2 separate regions of the Mus musculus genome follow, and region 2 is linked to region 1. The links are chromatin loops, found by intact Hi-C in ENCODE. Cell type or tissue: left cerebral cortex. All regions are shown on one strand.

Region 1 (8,000 bases):
TGATCTCAGGGAAGTTGCAGGAGTCATCTCTGGGCACAGGTCCAAGATTTAAAGGCAGGCATTCTGGTGCTCAAGGACAAGATGATCTTCCCGGCATCCCCTGCTCCTCACTTCCCATGCCCCTCCTTCCTTAGCTGTCATCTCTTCACAGCGCTGCTCTCTACTGTGGCTTCTTCTCCTCCACTCCTTCCCCTCAAACCAGAGCATTTGCAGATGTGAAGGAGGCCTATGTCCTCGTCTCTTTAGAGGGGGCACATGTCCTGGTCTCTATACTATGTCACATTTCTAGGGTCATGGATGACTAAGTCAAGACAATGGCACCTTCCACCACCAAAACAAAAAACAAAAACAAAAAACAAACAAACAAAAACCCTTGCATTGACTCAGATTTTACAAATAATTCGAGGGTATTCACAGACAATGCCATTCCAATGCCTTTCCTGCAAAAACATAATCACTGTCGCAGCCATAATCTGTGCCTAGCCGAACCTAGTGTAGCAAAATTCACCTCACATGCCACCATCATCAGAACCCTTCTGTCACTCCACTATGGCGAATGGTTTTCCTTAATATACCGTTTACGCAATTATATAGGTAGAAACAACCTCAAAAATCTTGTTATAGCTAGTATTCTCATTGTATATAGATAAGATAATGAAATCCTAGGAAACTATATAACATTTTCAAGAATATTAGACAACACACTTATGCATTCCGCAGATGGGTAGCCAATACTATATGTGTCCAGAGAATCAGACGGGCACATTTCAAATCAGCAATCCTTCTGCACTCAGGGTTAATTGAAAGAGCAGATGAGTGGGTGCTTCCAAATAAACCCAAACTGCTTGCTGGTTTTCAAAAATTCTGACATCTTAAATATTCCTTTGGAATGTTCTCTTGGTGCACTGAATCTTGTTGGGTGTAAAACAATACCCTGGAGCAAAACATTTACTGTAAGCTTCCTTTTAGGAGTGGATGTTTCTCTTCCCCTTCTGGACCAATTGGTTATAGACTAACTAGAGGCTCCCATGAGCACATTATGGCTCTCTCTAGTAAGAAGTTTAATATTCACATAATATTTTCAATCTTCTAAAACTTGCTCTGTCTTTTTCGACATTTTTTCATTTTCTTGGTGAGCAGGAAGCCTTCGATCATACACGACACAACTTAAGCTTTCAAAGTCCATGCTGTTTTCCATGCTGTGATTTAATGTTCTTTTTCATTGAGAGCAGAGATTTCTGGCCATATGGAAATTTGTAACTACTAAGAAGCTACAAGTACAGTACGGGAGCACAAACCATTCTGTGACACTTGGCTATGTTGGAGTAAGAAAACAAATCTGTGGTAATTAACAATGGTTTTAAATACAGTTTGACAAAAATCAAGCCACCCCTGTAACTGACTATTGAATCATGTGGCATGGTGTTTATGTGGGTCTTCAAAGTGAAGATAGACTGAAGCTGAAATGGTCTATGCAGGACTTATGGGAAGGGGAGAATCTGGTCTAGAGGCAAGAGGATATACAGAACAGAGAAAAGCCAAAATGAGAAGTTGGATGTAGTAACTCATTGCCTGTAATCCAGCACTTGGGGAGCTGAGCCAAAAGGATTCAGTACCAGCCTGAGCTGCACAGGAAGAAATCACCACAGTTTAAAGAGAGACAGCCAAGGAGAGAAAAGAGAGCATTCAATATTATAAATCAATTATTAATAAAAATCATCTGAGACAAAAAGTGAGTGAGTTGTGGGGAAACCAAGTGGACAAACAATAGCATCCTAGGAAAGCTGCACGTGGGATAGATGGATAAAGTGTAGCATGTGGGATAGACATGTAAAATGTAGCATTGGGATAGACGGATAAAGTGTAGCACATGGGATAGACGTGTAAAATGTAGCATGTGGGATAGACGTGTAAAATGTAGCATGTGGGATAAACACATAAAGTGTAGCACAACAGCATCCTAGAAAAGCTGCATGTGAGATAGACGGATAAAGTGTAGCACAAAGCCTTGTGCAGGAGCATAAGAGATGGGAGAGGATAAGCCCTCCTCGGGGATCATGGTGACAGGATAATGCACATAAACCATATCTCCTACTTGTACAAGAATGTGAAATATGGAGGCCACTGTTTCCAAATGATCACCATTAAAGAAAGCTGGAGTTTAAGGAGACTTCACTTGATTGCTAGAAGCTGTTATGAAAAAGTTCACTGTAGGAGGGGAAAAGCTGAGTTGTGACAGAAGGTGCCTGATTCTTCTTTGTAATGTCTTAAAAGAACAAATTGAGGAGCTAATTGGGGGTCATTAATAAACAATGATGAGGGAGATTTAGAGGAGATGGTAGTTACATACCCATCTATGCTGTGTTGCCCTTCATGACCCCAGTGTGAATACTCCTGATTTTAAATGCAGTCATCACATAAGACAGAAAGCACTGCATGGAAAAATTCAAGTCCATCCCAAGCATAATTTAGAGAGTTTTTATTATACGACTTGTGAAAAATTGTTCCACTAATCGCATTCAAAACAAATATGAGTAATTTCATATTTTATTTTATGTACATTTTCTCCTTTCTTTTTTTAAAGATAGGATATCACATTATAGCTCAACTAGCATGCAAGTCACTATGTGACTGAGGCTGATCTTAAACTCAAGGCAGTCCTTCTGCATCAGGCTCCTGGTACTGGGAACACAGGTGTGAGCTACCACAGCTAACTCTCTACATTTTTTTATCTGCATTGTTGTCAGCTAAGGTTATTCTTTTTGCTTCTCCAGTTTCTCCTGGGGTTATCTTTTTCTCCTCTGCAGCCTCTCCACTCCAGGAAGAACTGATTCCTTTTCAGAGAGGACCATTCCAGTTTGGCAGAGGAGCTCCTGAGTCAGGTACCCTGAGTTTGAGTGCTATAATCCTGCAGCACATCCCATGTCTTTGGTTCACTTGTAGATGTGTGCTGAGTAGGGACTCCGCATCCAAGCCCTTAAGATCAATATTCACTCTCCACATTTGTAAGCATGGATAAAATATTCAGCACTTTGGGGGGGGGGGGTACTTCAACCCTGTACAGTTTAGCTTGGGCTCACCTACCTACTCTGCTAGTATATCAGCAGAATGGCACATGCTGTATCCTTAAAGTGATATCTTTCAGTAGCTTTTTGAGTATGCACACCTCGTTTCAAAGGTGCTCTTAAAGTGAACATGAAAATTTGAACACTTGATATGCATGATTTTGTAAGGTTTTCTGGGTCAAGAGAGTAGCCAATCATTTCAAAGATCACCTCAGGCTACTTTAAAGAAGAGCCCTACCCACACAGTCTTAAGGCTCATTTGTTACATAAGCCATGGACTTGCTTGCCATACATTGTCTCATGTTAACATCCACAAAATCCCAGAGTATTCTTATCCTGGCTAAGCCGTAACTTCTGTGTGTCCCAGTTTCCTCCTGTATGAAGAGAGCAGAATAGTAACATCTTAAAACAGTGTTTTCCAAAAGCATTGTCTTTGCCTTTGTTTCATTTCCTGTTCCTACAATAAAGTACTATGACAAAAGCAACTTAAGGGTAACAGGTTTATTTTGTTCATAGCTCAAGGAATCATGATGGGGCAGTCAAGACGGCAGTAGCTGAAAGCAATCAGTCATGTTGCATTCACAGCCAGAAGCAGAGAGAAATGAATGCATGATTGCTCATTCTATACACACACACACACACACACACACACACACACACACACACACACACACACACACACACAATTTCTGGTCCCCAGCTGGGGGTAATGAAGCATTCACAGTGAGAAGTCTTCCCAGTTCACCTAAAGCAATCAAGATAATCCTCCACAAAGGCATGACAGAGAACCATCTCCCAGAAGACTCTAGACTCTGTCATAACTCTACTCTTTGTCAACTTGATACCTAAACACCACTCTGAAACCATAACCTTCCACCGATTGTCCCCACAGGATCATTACCATAGTAGAAGATGAATTAAGACCAACTTCCCAAGTCCTCATAGTCTTAACAGTTCCAACACTTGGAAAGTCCAGTTCCCAATGTGGATAGCCCCACCTGTCCAGCCCCACCCATACATCCATTTCTCCTGAGCCAGCTAAACTACATGCCCAAAGCTCTTCTTGGCGGATGTCCCACGGTCCTGCCATCTTCAATATTCCAGAATCGCACTGTGACTTAAGCTTCACCTTCAGTGCTTCACTCAGTGGTCTCTCACTCAGTGGTCTCTCTGAGTCTCTTTGTGAGAATGGTAACACACACAGCTCTGTAGTTTTTCATTTAGTTTCCATACCTTCTAAACTAGTATCATATAGACATCACTATCAAGATGGAGGCCCCTCTCTTAGGCAACAACTGCTGAGGAAATACTTTTGTGCTCAAGGGAACAGGGAACCCCCCTGTCTTCCTTTAAGAATGAAGTTGAGTCTTCTCAGCATGGAGCCTCCAGTGGGTGAGAGCTTACCTTTGAGGCACAATTCCTAGTGTCCCAGTGAACCACAAGAGATTTATGTTTGGTGGTACTGATTTCTTTAACAATTATAGTTGCTTTCTCAACACTAAATGACTATTATTCTCCTGTCTTGAAATTTCCTCTGCCAAACAATTTACTCCATTATCTTTAAATTTGACTTCAGCCGTGCTCTCAAGATGTGGAAAGATTAAAGCCATATTCTTATCACACAAATAGCCCCTATTACAGTTTCTGATTAGAATCCATGTTCCCATTTGAAACCCTGTGAGTCAAGCCTCCATTATATGTTCTTTCAGCATTAGCATCTTCCAAGGCAATTCCAGGAACAGCCCATTAATCTCTTCCTCTAACACACTAAAGCATTTCTAGCCCAAAATACCAAACTCTTGTATATTTCAGCCACAAACGTCTCCAAGGCTTAAGAATCACATGGTCAGCTCTATCCCAGCAAAGCCTCTCTACTCCGAGCTGATGTCTGTCCTCCTTTCTTTTCTAGTCTCTGTGACAAAAATCTTCTGACAAAAGCAACTCAGGGGAGGAGGAGTTTATCTTAACTCACAGCTCAAGGTAGAGTCAGTCATGAGGAGGAGATCAAGGCAGCATGAACTTGCAGCAGCTGGTCACATCATAGTCACAATCAGAAACAGAAAGGAATGGGTGCATGTTTGCTGCTGATTCCCTTCCATTTATACAGCCCAGGACCACAGCCAGAGAATGGTGTAACCCACCACAGGCAGGGCTTCCCACCTCAGATCAGTCATGATAGAGCCCTAGCACTGTGCCCAGGGACTCATCACCCGGTTGGCTCTACATTCTATTATCTAACAATGAACACTAACAAACCACTACAGCTCAGAATGCTTACTATATGTGGTCTCTCCTTTATTGTTATTTAATAGTTATCAGTTTGTTGTGGGATTGTTTAAAACACACACTCTAAGCGATGATTTCTGTGGTGCTTCAAAACAGTGCATATAAACGTAAAATTAGGAGTATAATGCAAAAAAATTACTATTTTAGATACATTCTTATTTTTATCTGTTTCTACACAAATCTGATTTTACAGAAGTCATATTGATTTCTATAATAACTAACTCTTGAACTTTATAGTAAAGTTTATATGATTAAGAATCTGTTAGATACCAAACTTTTATTCATGGACACACATTATTTAATAATAATAATTATTATCCTGGGTAAGCCATAAATTTTCTATTCTTCAGTCTCTTCTATATATTATGAGAATCATTATCATCATCATCATCTGCCTTGGGACTGTTGTGAGAATTAGGCAAGCCAGCATTAACGAAGAAGTTAGATGAGTACCAAGTAGACAAGTAAAAGCCATGGAGCTCGAAGGGTGGCAGTTAAGAGCTCTGGCTGCTCTTCCACAGAACCCAGATTTAATTCCTAGCACCCACATCGCTGCTCACAATCATCTCTAACTCCAGTTTCAGGGGATCTGACACCCTCACGCAGGCATATGTGCAGGTAAAACACCAATGCACATAAAATACAAATAAAGAAAAACACTGTTGTATAAAGCTAACGGTTAAGGATAAAAGCTGTCACCACTTTTCTTGAAATAAAGAAATAAAGATTCAGATGAAGGCAGGCTCTGGCATTTCTACAAGCATCACCTCTAGCTACCATGATTCTCACTTGGGCAACATGACACTGTAGTTTTTCTTGAGGTATCTGAAATTTCCTTTGATGTGGTGATCGTTCATTTGTCCTCATGGGGGAAAAAGCCATAACAATAAATGTAATCCTATTTTTTCCACAGCATAGCTCAGAATATAAGTTAACATAAGAACGGCCTTTCTTTCACTCCCACTATAAAAATCATTTGTAACCAACATTTTTAGTGACAGAAGGAAAAAAAATCTGTGTTTCTATGACCACAAAATCATGTCTCTTAGAAGCCTCAATACCAGAAAAAAAAATTATTTTGATCTGAGCTTAGCACACACATAACATTCAACATTCTTTTATTTCCATTGTGTGTCAGCGGAGCATCTCTGAGAAAGGCACCAAGGCCAAGGCAACTCTGTTAAGAGAAAGCATTTCAGTGAGACTTGCTTAGAGTTTCAGTTAGTCCATGATCGTCCTAATGGAAAGCAGGCAGGCATGGTGCCAGAGCAGGAGCTAAGAGCTTTGCATCCTGATCTGCAGGTAATGGGCAGAGAGGCACTGGTCCTAATGTGGACACTTTAAAACCCTCCCCCAGGGACACACCTCCTCCATAAGGCTACCCTTCCTAATACTTCCCCAACACTTCATCAGTTGAGAGCAACCCAGGCAAATGTATGAGTCTATGAAGGCCATTTTCATTCCAACCTCCACACGCTGTCTTGTTCAAGCTTCAAAACCCTTGCATGGAGAATGACAGGAAGAATAAATGAATTCTTTCTAATTATATACGGGAGAAAACATGGGACTGGGCCATTTCATTTCACCATGCCAAACTACATCTTCATGGAAGAGCATTTGAGTTACAGGGGACATCTTTCATATGTGACAGGCACAATATCTAGAATTAGCAGAGCAAATATCTAAGGACCAATTTTCCTACCTTTTAACCCTCTTAGCTTCTCTGAGATCATAACCATAAGAGACTCAGAGAAAGTAAAGATTTGTGAAGCCTGAGGGTCTCTCATCATACAGGGGAAGGGCAAGGAAATGCTCAGTGAGTAGCCTTCCGAAGAGCCTCCAATCCTGCACCTGAGGGACACTGAAGCCAGAAAAGGGACCAGGTCACAGCAAGAGCCTGCTAAGACTGCACACCTACAACACTGAGTCACATGGCCACACAGGAAAGACACTTAAATCCTGCTCAGGAAGTCCACCTGTGAGAGCAAGAAGATTCATGGGCAATATCTATGTAGATTGGTCGATCAATGAAGCATAGAAGTACACAGCGGCTCATGGTTCCTGACAAAGATTCTGAAGTCCTTAGCATGTTATGACTCCTGAATGAGAGGGATATGTGGTGTTATTCACAACAATCCCTTTTTATTATATGTAAGTTTGTGCTGGAGAGGAAACTTTTATTAATGGACTCCTATAAATTTCAAGATGGATCTGAAAATTGATCACCAAGGACCAGTGATTTATCAATAGTACCAATAGGACACAACTTCCACTATAACCCTGACCAAAGGGGTCAGAAGACTCCAAAACCAGAGAATTCATCCACATGAGGGGAGGGTGCTGCACGTCAGCTCCATGGGGACAGTGACTCCTGAACACTGGCCTGGGTGCCTCCTCTTCCCTCTGCTAACCCCATTCATGTGTATGTCTCCTAGTCCCCAGTAAACGCAGACAAAATCTTTCCCTGGATTTTACAAACTCTTAAGAAAAATAAAAATCATTAAGCCAAATCACGTCACCTGGGACCCAGCGCTGGAGATTGGCATCAGAACTGAGGTCACTCTTGTGAGATAAAAGCCTTAACCCTGGCGTCCATTGTAACTCCAGATCATGTCAGAACAGAAGTAAATTACAGACCACCCAACTGCT
Region 2 (8,000 bases), 160 kb after region 1:
CTATGATTTGTTATATGCTCTGGCAGGGGTGTTATTCTGCCAGCTGAAAATAGTTTACATTTGGAATTCTGGGAATTCTTAAGAAGAGATAATAAGCCAGAGACCCAAGAGGTGACAGCAGCTGCTTCTCCCCGTGCTGCTGGCCCCTGCTGCAGCTGGTTCCTGCTGCTGCTGCTGCTGCTGGTTCCTGCTGCTGCTGCTGGTTCCTGCTGCTGCTGGTTCCTGCTGCTGCTGGTTCCTGCTGCTGCTGGTTCCTGCTGCTGCTGCTGCTGCTGCTGCTGGTTTCTGTTGTTGCTGCTGCTGCTGGTTCCTGTTGCTGCTGCTGCTGTTGCTGCTGCTGGTTCCTGTTGTTGCTGCTGCTGCTGTTTGCTGGATTGATGGTTGAAGATATCCTGACAATGAAGACTGAACTTGCCCCAAGGAACTCGATGCCCCTAATCAGCAGGAAGTAATCTAAAGAGATCTTTGCTGGAGTGGTGACTCAGTGGTTAAAAGCACATCCTGCGCTTCCAAACGTCCTGAGTTTCAATTCCCAGCAACCATATGGTGGCTCACAACCATCTATACTGGGATCTGATGCCCTCTTCTGGCATGCAGGCATACATACAGATAGAGCATTCATAAACATAAATAAATCTTTAAAAAGAGATCTATGCCCCCTTTCCCCTCTAACCTTCTTTCTTGCCTACCTAGTGTTGGGAGATTGGAAGGGATTGGGGTAGAGAAGGGTGGTAGATATAAGAATCCAATAAAGTAGCCAAAAAGTATGGCTACACAACAACCTATTACACACTATCAAATTACCATAATTTACCTCATAAATATGTATAATATTTCTATTTATAACAAGGAAATGCTTTCCATCTTGGCAAGAATCGTGCAGGTGTGTCCGCTTGGACCCGCCTGCGTGGTTTTGCTTTACATTGCTCTCACTTTAGGTTTCTTCTTTTCTTACTGGCATTTCCCCCATCACTCTGCCTCCTAACATCAAAGGTGTGGAGCCAAGAGATACCTAGGTTTGCGCCATCAGAGGTTGACTGAAACAGATGTACTGTCTCCATGTACAGGGTAAGGGGGAAAGGGAGGCCAGAGGAGAGTGGGCAGAGCATTTGAAGACTGGGGAGGAATGTAGACATAGTAGGAGAGTGTCCTCAAACCTGCAAGAATGTGATTTCTAGTGCCATCTCCTGGGAAGCCCGGGAACCAGCTAAGCCTGGAGTTGGGGACAGGAGAAGGCAGGGACCAATGAGTCACTTTAAGGAGGCAGCTTTTCTTGAGACTGGCTTCTCTTCTGACTGTCCTAATAAGTCTCTAAGAGACTCCTGGGACAGGATCTAGCCATGTTCTATGCTACCTCATAACCATTTGATCCCAGGACCCAGCCATGTGAGTTATCAGTTGCTCCACTGTCTCCATGGGAGCTGATGTCTTCCCCTTACATATCCTTATTATGACTGCATGGGATAGCCTTTCCAAAAAAAAAAAAAAAAAAAAAAAAATCCCTAATGAACATGAAAAGGGGAAACTCAACTTACCAATCCTATTTCTTATTGATGATTTAACAAATCTATAAAAACCAATCAGCAAGACAAGCCACAAGCAAGAGAGAAAGTGAACTGTAAGTAGTTTACTAGAAGCCTGGAGCTATTAAGCAGACCCCATGGCTCTCACTGGTCTGTTATGGTGGGACAGGAAGCTGCTAGATCCACAGAGGAACTCACCCTCTGCCGCAAGCTTGTGTCCTCATCTGAATCAGAGGACATCTACTCCGGGCAAAGAACTGAGGAGTAGACATTCACCAATTACCAAAGTGATGGTTGAACTTGTCTCTCAGAGCTAACTGAACTGCTGCCTCAGTTAGGGTTTCTATTGCTGCAACAAAACACCAGGAACAAATGCAACCTGGGGAGGAAATGTTTGATTTAGCCTACACTTTCACATTGCTGTTCATCATCAAAAGAAGTCAGGACAGGAATCCAAACAAGAAAGGAACCTGGAAGCAAGAGCTGATGCAAAGACCATGGAGCGCTGCTGCTTACTGGCTTCCTCCCCAAGTCTTATTCAACCTGCTTCATTATAGAACTCAGAACCACCAGCCCAGGCATGGCCACACACAATGAGCTGGATCCTCCCCCATTGATCACTAATTGAGAAAATGCCTTACAGCTGGATTTCATGGAGGCATTTCCTCAACAAAGGCTCTTTTCTCTCTAATGACTCTTAGCTTGTGTCAAGTTGACACAGAAAACCAGCCAGTACAACTGACCCATTGTCAACTTGACACACAAACAACACTATTAAGCCACAACCCTTCCTTTCTCATTCAATCCCCAAGATCCCACATTAAAAACATAAATAACTTTTAAAATTCCCAGTTTTTATAAATTCAAGCACATTAACATTTCAGTCCCTTTAAAATAGCCAATTTCTTTTAAAATTCAGTCTTTTAAAATTCAAAGTCTCCCCCATAAAATAAATGGAATAAACCAAATACTTTCTTACTTCAAGAGTGAAAAATCAGGGCACGAACACAGTCAAATCAGAGCAAAACCAAACTCCAGCCATCCAAAGTCTGGGATCCACTCTGGGATCTTCTGGACTCTTCCAAAGGGCTTGGGTCACTTCTCCAGCTCCCACCTGTGCAGCACACACTGCTTGTCTTCTGGGGACCAGCTGGCTTCACTCCGCTGCTGCTGCTATTCTTGGTGGTCATCCTATGGTACTGGCATAGCCAAAACACTGGGGTCTTCTGCTGCAACTACCCTGCACTTTCACCAATAGCCTTTCATAGGCTCTCTTCATGGTGCCAAGCCTCAACTTCTTTGCATGACCCCTTCAGTCCTGGGCCTTCAAGTGCCACTGAAGCTTCACCCTCACCAATGGCCTCTCACAGTGCCACGTCTCAGCTGCTCTCCATGACTCCCTTCATGCCTTCAAAACCAGTACCACCTGGATAACGCTTATGCATTACCAAGCAAACAGGAGCTACGGCCTTGGCTAGGCCTCCATCTTCTGCACTACCCTTTTTATTCAGTCCACAGAGGCTTTTTTTCTTTTAAATATTTAATGTTTGCGTGTTCTATCTGCATGTACACCTGCATGCCAGAAGAGGGCACCAGATCCCAGTATAGATGGTTGTGAGCCACCATGTAGTTGCTGAGAATTGACTTGGGACATCTGGAAGAGCAGGCAGTGCTCTTAACCACTGGGCCATCTCTCCAGCCCCAGTTCTCAATATTCTTATCTTCCAAGTTCCTAAAAGAACATCCCATCTCAACACACAATGGCTTTGTTAGCCCAAAGTTCTAAAGTCCTTCCATAATCCTCCTCAAAACACCGTCAAGCCTGTCTCAGCCAATACCCCATTCTGCTGATAGCAACTTGTCTTAGTTATGGTTTCTATTGCTGTGACAAAGGACCACAAAAAAGCAAGTTGAGGAGAAAAGGGTTTATTCAGCTTAAACTTCCACATTGCTGTTCATCACCAAAGGAAGTCAGGACAGGAACTCAAACAGGGCAGGAATTTGGAGGCAGAAGCTAACATGGAGGGGTGTTTACTGGCTTGCTTGAAATGGCTTGCTCGGCTTGCTTTCTTATAGAACCCAGGACAACCAACCTAGGGATGGCACCACCTACAATGGGCCCTATTGACCACTAATTGAGAAAATGCTTTCCAGCTGAATTTCATTGAGGCATTCCCTCAACAAAGGCTCCTTTCTGATGACTCTTAGCTTATGTCAAGTTGACATACGACCAGGCAGTAAAAATGCTGACCACTGATAGCAACTCGTTCCTGGTTCCCAGAGTGTGTCCAATCAGAGTAGACTTCAACCTCAGTGGCCTTTAAACCAGCCCAGATTAGCTTCCTAGGACTGCTTGTGGCATGCTACTCTGAGCTTAGATGAACTCAGACATTACCATACAGTCCTATAGTTCAGTTGGCCTGTAGAAGCTAGGAAATGTTAGAAAACGAGGCAGGTGGTCACCAGAATGAGGCTCTCTGCTCTTCGGTCTCCAGCACTGCTGTATGCAACTCTGTTAACAACTCAGTTTTAGCCAGTGAGGTCCATCTTTCGATTTCTGAATTATAGGACTCATCATAAAAACCTAGGCACACTAGGGATACCTTTCTGTGGATCTACAGGGCTCCAAGAACCACAGGGGCCACTGCATGGTGTTTCCCTTAGCATGTGTTATGCCTAAATCACTTCAAAATCTGTTAGTGGTCTTAAGTTCACAACTTTCCTTCCCCAGTGCCTGTTATGCCCAAAGTTAGGCACAACTCTTACAAAGAAGGGCTCACAAGGACCCACCCCTCCCAAGAAGCTGTATGGTTAATGTTTGTGGGGTTGGTGGTAGAAATAAGGCTCCACAGGGCTGTGCCCACTCTAAGTTGCTGTTGCTTGAGTAAATAAACTCCACTCATGGTCATACAAGCAACACTAATTAAATGCAGTGGCCTACCAAAAAAGAAGAAAGTTTTGGTAGGAAAAACGGGTTTGTTGAGAGGAAAGATGAGAGAATAATGGGGTGGGGAAATATAATCTGAGAACATTATATGTGTATGTAAAGAATCGTGTTCTTTAAATTTTGCATAGTCATTTGCCTGACATTAATACAAAAACAAATCATTCTTGTTTTATTTGTTGAGACAAACGTTTCTCTGTGCCTTGGCTGGCCTCAGACTCATGGAGATCCACCTGCCTCTGCCTCCCAAGCACTGGGACTAAAGGCGTGTGGCACCCCATACCCAGCACCAAACCATTCTTTAGTGGGAAAGATGGGACACAGGAAGTGGCTCTGTGTACATAAAACCTCTGCAAAAGCTAGTGAGTGTCCGAGGACTCAGAGGAGGGACTGAGCACAAGGCCAGCAGCTGGGGAGCATGGGTCCCCAGTGATACAAATGTCCGTTGTGTGGGAAATGAAGCTGAAAACTGCCTCTTTCAGTTACTATAAAAATACTTGAGATAAACCAACTTTCAAGAAAGAAAGTTTATTTGGCTTAGTGTGGAGGTTCCAGGCTAGCAGTGACCAGACCCAGTCACTGTCCTTGTGCCTGTGGTAAGGCAGGGCATCATGAAGGGGAAGATATGAGGGGATGAGTTCTTCACTTGACAGCAGCCAAAAGGCAAAGAGGCGGGCCAGTGTCCCAAGGGCCCTTCAAGGGCACACCAGTGACCCAATTTCCTTCTACAAAGTTCCTCCCAAGTTCTACCATCATCCAAAGGAGCCATGGGGGCTGGGGAGCCAGCTTTCAACATATGACCTTTGAGAAGACATTAAATATCTGTGTAGCCTTGGCTGTCCTGAACTCACTTTGTAAGTTCAGACTGGCCTTGAACTTATAAAGATCCATTTGCCTCTGCCTCTCAAGTGCCGGGATTAAGGCCTGTGCTACCACCACCCGGCTTTCATCATCACCCCCATGCTGCCTCCCATCCCAAAAGGTGGGAAGCATGTAGCTGATTATGTGACCAACAAAAGCATGAGGTCTAAAAGTCCTGTGCGTCATGCTTTAGCTCCCAGCAGCCCAGGAGTTCAAGTCAGTTTGGACAGAAAGCTGAGTTGCCTGGCCCCAGGGCTCACACAATCTTCACAGTCTTCAGCATATCTGACAGAACATACGTGTCATCCCAACCCTGCCCAGGCTTCCGCAGGGTCCGCTCCAAAACCTGGGCCATTTCCAGGAGCTCTGGTGTAGCAAGTTTCTGTTCTGGATGCAGCTGACAAAACAGGATTTCATTCACCTCGCCTTCAATCCGCCGGACATAGAGGAGAGGGAAGGCTGCCTTGAGTCCAGCCAGCACTGAGTCCTTTAACCTCACGTCCCGACACACGAGGTTAAGGATGAAGACGCCTGCAGAGTAGGAAGGGAAGAGGAGGCTGAGCAGATCCAGAGACATGCATCAAGGAGAATGCAAAGTCCCGTGACAGGGCAGGGAGGCGGGTGAGTGAGAAAGCCAGTGGATCTGACAGAGATACAGCACACAGAAGCATGGGGATTGTGAATACATGAAGTGTAAGAAAACTTCAGCCTTGATGGTTTCCACAGTATTACCATATTTTAATATTCCCCATGCCTAAGAAATCTTTTCATAAAAAAGTAATTAATACCTTCCATAAAAGATAAATTTATCAGTTCCACGAGGATGTTATATTCTTGACACACACACCACCTGAGTATTTACTATCCAGTGAAAAAGCCAAGGTATCCTGACTTCTGGCAACCAAGGTTCTATTCAACCATAGTAGTATACCAGAGGCCTTTAAAATGCCAATACCTAGGGGGTGGAGGACACAAGTGACAAAGAACTGGAGCTCCAGCTCTGTCACCTTTCAAGTCACTTCTGAAAGTGGGCTCCTGTGAATACTGAGTAACACAAAGCCAAGTTCAGGGTGTCTGGAGTCACCAAGCTGCTTCAGTGTGAACTACAATCAACATGGGAACTGGCTATGGCACAATCCACAAAAGCTGAGCATCCTCAGGAGCCCTGCGCAGCTCCAGGCCTATGTAGTATCCAAGACAGCTGCAAGCACGGTTACCAAGCAGCACATTCTAGACTATTACTGGCAATACTACTTTTATCACCCCCCCAGTGGTGCTGGACCAATGAACTCTAGCATAGTCACATGATTCCAGTAGCAATAAAAACAGACAATATAAACACAAGGCTATGGTTGAATCTCACAAACCCCAGGCTGAGTGAAAGGAACAGATACTTTTAAAAATATACTACCTATGACTCTGTGTCTATCAAGGGCATAAACTAAGCTGTGATGAAAGTTTAAGACCAACCCTTTGAGAGGACGAGTTACTGAGGAGATACGGAGGTAGACTACCAGAATGCTGCAAACGTCTGTGTTTGGTGCTGGGGGATAGTCCGTTTGGGAAAACTAAGCAAACCATACATTTAAATGCAATTTTTATTAAAGGATAATTCACATTTTATTTTTTAATTATGTGTATGCATGTGTGTGGGGAAAGTGCACGGTGTTGGTGCAGACACCGACGTGCAGAAGAGAGCCTCAATTCCTTGCAGTCCTCTGAGATAGCAGCAAATGCCTTTAACTCTGTACTAGCTCTCCAGCCCAAGCAATGTTTTCAAAGGACTCTTCCTTCCCTCCCTTCCAACCCTACCGTTTCTTACCGTCGTGACACAGGATGCTTTTGACCTTCTGCAGGAAAACTTGGTCCACAAATGCTGGGGGAGGACAGCTCATCCCCAGCGTCGGATCCTTACTGTCTACATCAAACATTATCACATCATAGTGAGGCGGCGCTGGGGAAGAGAAGAAAGTGAGTGCTTGTCTTTGAGGGATAAGATGACGTCATTTATGCTTCTATACACACCTGCTCTGAAACCTAAGCAGCTAAGTCTGAAAGATGACGACGTGAGTACTCTGCCTGCTGAAGACATGAATGTCATGGTTTAGACCAGTCTTTCTCATCCAAGTTCAAGCTATCCTACAGTTCAGAGGACCCTTCCTCTGAATCTAGACGTGTGTTCCAAGGGCAGATATTAACAGGCTCATTCCAACATGGACGGTATATGCTACGCTTGTGGTTGTTAATGCTGCAAGGAGTGAGTATCCCCTGGGGAAGTTTCTACATACTTAGACAATGTGGGCTGCACATCCAGCCATGTCAAACCCCCAGGGGGGATGCGGGAAGATATGAGAGGAGCCGAGAAGCCTGTGGTGGTTTTTGCCAGCTCACTAGGTAAATCTCAAAGTATAATCAAAACTGAGAGCCAGTCACCTAGCCAAAGCAGCTGTCTAGGCCTTTAAGGGCTGGCCAAGCATACAGTAACTGTCAGCAGCATCATGGGATCCTATAGATGAAGTTGTAGAGGCCCAAGAGACCTACGGAATCTCTCACCTTACAGAAAGGCAATGAGCACTTCATCCTTGGTCTAAGAAAACACTGCACTGGCATTTCACGACCTCACACGCTGACATTTTGTCCCAAGTGGCAGTAAAGTTCCCTCCCATTTGTGA

The links. Peaks named below come from ENCODE experiments on the same cell type or tissue, not always from the same donor. Only the 100,000 strongest peaks of a DNase experiment are listed, where the experiment ranks them.
Region 2: it touches region 1 in a loop (2.7-fold over the local background); 11 of 42 quality-filtered maps call a loop at or near these places.

Annotation. Positions count from the first base shown.
Region 1 is chr1:162,369,874-162,377,873 of GRCm38, forward strand. All of the region lies in intron 2 of Dnm3 (dynamin 3), which reads right to left. Among named protein-coding and RNA genes, the nearest start is that of Gm39688, 6.4 kb to the right of the region's middle. In left cerebral cortex, no CTCF peak of the experiment used is centred here; DNase peaks (open chromatin) are centred at 3,383 and 4,954.
Region 2 is chr1:162,528,692-162,536,691 of GRCm38, forward strand. Eef1aknmt (EEF1A lysine and N-terminal methyltransferase) reads right to left here. Exons shown (of 8, transcript NM_144877.1): 7 at 7,151-7,282; 8 at 4,980-5,859. The coding sequence ends at 5,585. Among named protein-coding and RNA genes, the nearest start is that of Eef1aknmt, 16 kb to the right of the region's middle. In left cerebral cortex, CTCF peaks have their summits at 1,193 (motif pointing left) and 3,098 (motif pointing right); DNase peaks (open chromatin) are centred at 1,176 and 3,060.